2 separate regions of the Homo sapiens genome follow, and region 2 is linked to region 1. A link is a contact called in ENCODE Hi-C or POLR2A ChIA-PET data. All regions are on one chromosome and are shown on one strand. Each heading gives the region's core, a stretch centred on a gene start or an enhancer-like site at or near the end of the contact. The rest is flanking DNA. Distances are from core to core; before and after follow the strand shown. Region 1 holds the start of SPEF2 (sperm flagellar 2). Region 2 overlaps SPEF2 (sperm flagellar 2).

Evidence for each region. Hi-C counts contacts between places; a loop is a spot of excess contacts on that map. ChIA-PET counts read pairs that join two places held with the same protein, here RNA polymerase II (POLR2A). Pooled maps may share reads with other maps.
Region 2: a pooled map shows a loop between it and region 1 (2.4-fold over the local background). The contact joins the enhancer-like site here to the promoter of SPEF2 in region 1. A Hi-C loop is called at or near these places in 6 of 50 pooled maps. POLR2A ChIA-PET finds 5 or more read pairs at or near these places in 2 of 52 experiments (T-cell and activated naive CD4-positive, alpha-beta T cell).

What each region holds. Positions count from the first base shown.
Region 1 is chr5:35,616,265-35,619,617 of GRCh38, forward strand. It overlaps SPEF2 (sperm flagellar 2), which reads left to right and starts at 1,599. Exons shown (of 37, transcript NM_024867.4): 1 at 1,599-1,791. The coding sequence starts at 1,734. RefSeq lists an enhancer at 1,642-2,449.
Region 2 is chr5:35,801,659-35,805,011 of GRCh38, forward strand. The region is part of intron 34 of SPEF2 (sperm flagellar 2); the gene reads left to right. Among named protein-coding and RNA genes, the nearest start is that of IL7R, 54 kb to the right of the region's middle. Within about 2 kb of position 1,638, at least 4 of the 41 ENCODE cell types and tissues checked have a DNase peak (open chromatin) inside an H3K27ac peak, as active enhancers do.

The sequences.
Region 1 (3,353 bases), core at 349-2,848:
CAACACTAAAAAAACAAACAATCCCACTAAAAAGTGTGCAAAGGACACGGATAGACATTTCTCAAAAGAAGAGGTACAAATGGCCAACAGGTATATGAAAAAATTCATCATCTCTAATTATCAAATGCATATCAAAACCACAATAAAATACCATCTTACCCCAGTTAGAATGGTTATTATTAAAAAGACAAAAAACAACAGATGCTGGAGAAGATGTGGAGAAAAGGGAACTCATACTGTTGGTGGGGATGTAAATTAGTATGACCACTATGGAAGGCAGTATGGAGGTTTCTCAAAAAACTAAAAACAGAACTGCCATAAAATCCAGCAGTTCCACTACAGTGTATCTATCCAAAGGAAAAGAAGTCAGTATATCAAAGGGATACCTGCACTCACATGTTTATCACAGAACTATTCAAAATAGCCAAGATATGGAATAAATCTAAGTGTCCATCAGCGAACAAATGGAAAAAGAAAGAATGGTATATATACATAACGGAATACCATTTGTCCATGGAAAAGAATGAAAACAGGTCATTTGCAGCAACATGGATGAACTGGAGGCCATTATGTTCAATGAAATAGGCCAGGCAACAGAAAGACAAATACTGCATGTTTTACTCATATGTGGTAGCTAAAAAAGTTGATCCCCTGGAGATAGAGAACAAAATTATGAGTACCAGAGACTGGAAAGGATGTGAGGGTGGGAAGGGGAAATGAAGAGAGGTTGGTGAATGGGTACAAACTTATAGTTAGATGGAAGAAATAGGGTCTAATGTTAGCTAGCAACTGGGGTGACTATAGTTAGCAATGATACATTGTATATTTCAAAATAGCTAGAAGAGAAGATTTGAAATGTTACCAACGTATATAAATGATAAATACTCAAGGTGATGGATACCCCAAATACCCTTCTTCTTTTTCTTCCTCTTCTTTTTTCTTCTTCTTCCTCTTCTTTGATCTCTCCTTGTTCTCCTCCTTCTCCTTGTTCTCCTTCTTCTCCTTCTCTTTCTTCTTTTCCTCCTGTTCTTCCTCTTCTCCTCCTCCTCTTCCTCTCCCTCTCCTTCTCCTTCTTGTTATTCTTTCTTCTTTCTTCTTCTTTTTTGAGACAGAGTCTCATTTTGTTGCCCAGGCTGGAGTGCAGTGGCTCGATCTCGGTTCACTGTAAACTCCGCCTCCTGGGTTGATCCTTCCACGTCAGCATCCTGAGCTGGTGGGACCACAGGCGCACGCCACCACGGCCGCCTAATTTCTTACAGAAAAAAAAACGGTTTCTGCTACCTTGCCCAGGCTGGTCTTGAACTCCCAGGCTCAGTCGAGCGCCACCCCCTCCACAAAGTGGTAGGATTATTTGCGTGAGCCACGGAGCCCTGCGGAGACTCTGGTTTTACTTTCTGCTCACCTAAGAAGCTCCTGCTGTGTCCCTAAGTGTTCCCGCCTCGCCTCTCCCCACACCCACTGCTCCCTAACTTCTCTCACAGGCCCCCAACGGCTTCCTCCTGCGCTGGCGCACGCTCAGGTCTTACCCGCCAGCAGGTGGCGAAACACGATTTTCTGTCCTCTGCGGCTGAGCCCTAGCGTCCCCTCTTCTCTAAGGCCTTTCGCCTAGTTCCAGCCTGGATACGCTTCCATAGCAAAGGGTTGCCCTTGGCTACAGGAGGACGCGGGCTGGCAGGCTTGGTTCCTGGCGAGTTTCTAAGCCCCCGCCTGCGGTCTGAGGCACCGGCTGAACCATGTCGGAGATCCTGTGCCAGTGGCTCAACAAGGAGTTGAAGGTGTCCCGGACCGTGAGTGAGTGACCACGGCCAGGGGCGAGCGTCTGAGGGGCTAGCGGGGCGCAGAGCCTGCAGCGCAGCGCAGCGCACTCAGGGAAGGTGGCGGGCAGGGCGCGAGCTGCACAGGTGGGGCACCTGCGTAGCCGGCAGCATCCCACAGTGAGCAACTCGGCTCGGCGGTGCCCCAGGTCCGTCCCGCCACCTCCCTACAGCTCACCCCAGCCAGGGCAAGGCCTTGTCACGTCCCCACTCTGCCGCTCTCGAGTTACCCTTGTCACGGTGGGCCCAACCCGCAGGCATTCTGACTTTGTGATGTGGTTCTAGGCAATCAGAGGGTTTAGGAAGGTCTCCTTTGCTTCTGTGGAGAGGGAACTTTGCTGGACTTTGTAGTCTGACCCCAACGATGCCTCCTTCACATCACCAGAAGCAGAAGCATGGTGTGGTGGCTAGTCGATGAAATATGAAGCCACTGGACAAGTTACAATACCTTCTCTGAATGTGTTTCCTTCTCTATAAAATGGACCTAATAATGCTTTCCATACTTAACTGACCAGCAGGGGAGGGTGGGTGAAAAATAAGTTAATGTAGAATATGTTAACATTTACAAATTTTAGTAAATTTTAAGCCCCAAATCACAAACTAGCTATTTCTGGTCACTATTGGCTCTTGCCCAAAGCTGACCTTATTCACCAACCTAATTTTATCCTAACCATGCAGTTGCCACCCAAAGTTTCCAAGTCTGACAACCACAGAGACAATTTTACATGCTGGCAGCTTCCTTGACTGCCCTGTAATTCTTCAGGAGTTCATTTTTCAGTTGGTTTTGTTTGTCTTTTTTTCTTTTTTTGCTTAAGGGAAGAGGTTTTCAGGGCAAGTCATTTCAGTCCATTTTCCCAGAAGAACTTGCTTAACACCAGCTTGCTACCAGAGAGGCAGTGGTGCCAGTTCAACCTTAGCTTATCTACAGAAGTTGCTAGATCGGTAGTGTTTCTGTGGGTGCAAAGTAGTTATTAATACTCTCAGCATGAGGATCTTTAGCACGGAGCATCTCCTGTTGCATTTCTTGAGGCATAAACCTCAGACTCTTTCTTTGTCAAATAACCATCTACACACTCCCTGTGAACTGCAATAAATTCTTTCCTGGTATTCTACGATTATCCCATTGTGTCTCCAACTGTTTATTTGCTAAAATATGATGGACTGAGGACAATATTTAGCATTTATTGTTTCTTATTCCTGTCTCACCATAGGAGCCAAAATAAAATATCATGCCCTTAAGTTGTACTCTTCTAAAAGAAAAGCAGTTACATATTGCTTAGTTTAATTTAGTTCATTTATTTTATTAGTAAAAACCACACCCGGGCCGGGTGCGGTGGCTCACGCCTGTAATGCCAGCCCTTTGGGAGGCCGAGGTGGGCAGATCATGAGGTCAGGAGTTCGAGACCAGCCTGGCCAACATAGTGAAATCCTGTCTCTACTAAAAATACATTAGCCGGACGTCGTGGCGGGTGCCTGTAGTCCCAGCTACTTGGGAGGCTGAGGCAGGAGAATCGCTTGAACCCAGGAGGCAGAGATTGC
Region 2 (3,353 bases), core at 388-2,887, 190 kb after region 1:
CAGATCACAGCGTGCTGTGAGGTCTCATTAATGTCTGTCTTCCCTCACCTCAAATGATGTCAGACCCGCTGCTATATGTTCCCATGGTGCACCCTGCTTCCCCTACAAGATACTCCTCACCTGGCAATGACTTCCTTGAGATCTGCTTCTCTCTAGACTCTAAGCACCCTGTGGACCAGGAGTTTGGTGGGGAGGAGGCATCTGTTTTGTTCTGCATCCCTGAAGTTGAGGCAAGGCCTGGTACAGAGCTCAGTAAACATTGCATTCATTAATAGATCAATTAATTAGTTCATTCACTTTGTAAATTATGCTTTTTGCATGGTCCCGTGAGGAACACAAAAGAAGCCAAACTTGCTCTCCTGAAGGGACTCTAATTGGCCTCATTCATATAGAAAAGAATGAATGATGCCCCAAACAGGGGGGAGCATGGAATAAAAGGCAGATTAACGTGAGGCCTTGCCAGCCAGAAGAGGTGTGGATGCCCTCTCCTTTCCTGCCTCTCTGTCTTTACTCTTGTTACTCTCTCCACCTGGCATACTCTTCATCTCATCTCAAAGGATCCGAGGCCTCCCCATTATCCAAGGCCTACAACAATGCCACATCTTTCACGAAGCATCCCCTGACAACACTGAGCACTCTCTCAGCAAGGCCCAGGTTATAACCAGAACTTCCCTGGCAGGGCGGAGCACATTCACACACACACATTCACTGCTTCCACAAACATTTATTGAGCACCTACGTGTGCTGGGGACCACTCTCGATTCGGGGGTATGGCAGTGAACAAAAATTATTCCAGGCAGGAGGAAGACAGGCAATAAACAAATAAGCAAAACAGAGACTACATCGAATGGTGATAAATTCTATGGAAAAAAAAAAGAATGCAGGGGGAAAATACAGGCATTGGAAGAGGGGTTGCAATGTTCATTAGGGTGGCCAGAAAAGCCCTCTCTGAGAAGAGACATACAAACAGAGGCCCAAAGAAGGTGAGGGGGAGAGCCTTGCAAGTCCCTGGGGCATGAGCACTTGAAGTGAGGACAACAGTGAGTGCAAAAGCAGCCATAACTGGTGTGCTCTGAGAACTAGGGCTAGCCAGCAGAGCTGGAGAGGACCAGGCTGAAGGAGAGTAACAGGGAAGGGAAGTGAGAGGGAGAGGACCCTGAGGTCCACTGCAGGGACCTTAGCTTTAACTCTATGCAGGATGAGAAGTCATTGGAAGGGTGCAGTCACCTGGCTTCACTAAGTCAGGATCTCTCTGTGTTGAGGAGAGACTACAGACGGCAAAGGAGGGAAGTAAGGAGACCTAGGCCTTCAGGCAGGGGACCACTTATCTATTTCTACTGCTAAATGGTTCCTGCCTTGAGTTTGGGACACCTTGTTACCCATCTTCATGTCCTCTGAAGTAGCTGCCACATAGCCAGTGCTTGATTAGTATTTGTGAACATGGCCAGGAAAGAAGTGAAGAAGGAAGAGAGGGACAGTGAAATGAATGGAGTTTAGTCTCCATGGTAGAGAGGAGGAAAGCAGACATTGCAGGCAGGCAGAGGCAACAGCGGAGTCCAGGAGGCTGAGATGAGCAGGAAAGGCCAGGAAAAAGGAAGCCTGTGCTAGAGCTGTTGCCATAGCAACAGACAGCTGTCTCCTGAGGCTGGCAGCCAGGCTAGCTAGCACAGGAAGACGCTTAATGCCTTCCATCCCTGAGTGCTGCATTCACTGTGTGCTAGTGTTCCTACCCGGGAAGCAGCTCTCCTTGAGTGCTGCTCTCAAGAGCTCCTTTAAAATCCAAGGACACTGTGGAGGAACTGAACCAAGAACACTGCGCTGCAGAGATTAAGCTAGTGGGTGGGAGGTGGAGCCTGGGATGGAACACAGGGCTCTCTCTCACACACAGGCCTGTTCCTGACTTGGAGTGAACCCTAGGAGCACTTGGAACACAGAAGCCACTCACCTTCTTCATTCTCACTCACTCCTCATCCCACTGTCTCCAACTGTGGCACTCCATTTCTGTGCCATTTCCACTGTGTTCCAGTTTCCTGGGCAACCCTGTCCCAGGAAGCCATAATGCTCAGAAATAACACCTCTAGCAGATTCATATTCACTCCCAAGCCATTCAATCAGATCTCTGCTTTTGCTTTCCCCACAAACAACTGGAAATCTCCCCAGCATTTCATTCTTCTTTACTCTATTTCTGCTATTCATGCTGATTTTATTCAATGCGGCTCAGGCCTTCTGCTTAAAGCCACAGCTTCTTGGGTAATTTAAAAGAAACTTAAAAGCGAGGCATTCATCAGTAATGCCCTAGTCTAGGTGGATCTTTAAATAAATGACATTTGGGAAAATGGTTCGTTCTGCCACCTGTGTGGCGTGGGGTTAGTAAATTGTGAGCTTGAATCTCTCACATTGCAAAAGTCTTGTAAAAACATCTTGGCAAGGAGCGTTTGAGGCCCTGGGGTAGAAACACATACATTTCTATGCTCTTCTGCTCTTTGAGGCTTTGCCCACATTAATCCAAGACCAGACCTCTGTGCTGCCATCTGAGATGTGGGACTGAGCTGATTGAATGATAGAAATGCATGGTCAGGAAGACACACAGGTAGCACTCTGGGGACACATTTGTTGGGAGTCCTGAGAGTTAGCCAAGTGTGACATAGTGCTTGACAGCACCACAGTCTGTTCCCCTGCTTAGATAATAATGTGACTTTTGTAGAGCTTTGATACCACTGATAATTGCTCATTCAAAAGTACTGGCTTTTCTCCAAATTGGCCTCACTGGTTTTGTTCCTGTACCCACATTCAACATCACCAGCTTTCAGAGACTCTGTTGGAGAGAACCACCTCCTCTTGCACACGTTTCCCTCTCTGCAGGACCATGCCAACTTCTTCAGTTTGATCTCAGTCTCTCTCCCTTCCTTCCCCTCCCACTGAGCCACTAAGCCTATTCTATACCAACCCCCTAGAGATCAAAAATAGCAAACATGTAAAAAGAGTCCTCTGACACTAATAAGTTAAGGATTATTCACTCTGACATTTCAAATGTTTACATTGCTACCTCTTAAATTTTAAAAAAAAATCATTTATTCCATTATGCTTACATCAGGCCTTTGGAAAGTAAGTTTCTCCCCCTAATTATGGAAATAGTTACAGAGAGCCCAGGTTCCTTCTTTGCTTAATTTTGGTATCATCTGCTCATCTAAGCAGCTAATTGTTTGCTTGCCTACAGGTTCTATGTTTATCTTGGGTACACAGAACCTATGCTACACTCTGAATAGAAATTTATTCATCCTGGACTCACTCAGAAAGATGTTTTACATCACAACTATGTTCATTTCACTACACTAACTGTTTCATTGCCCTGG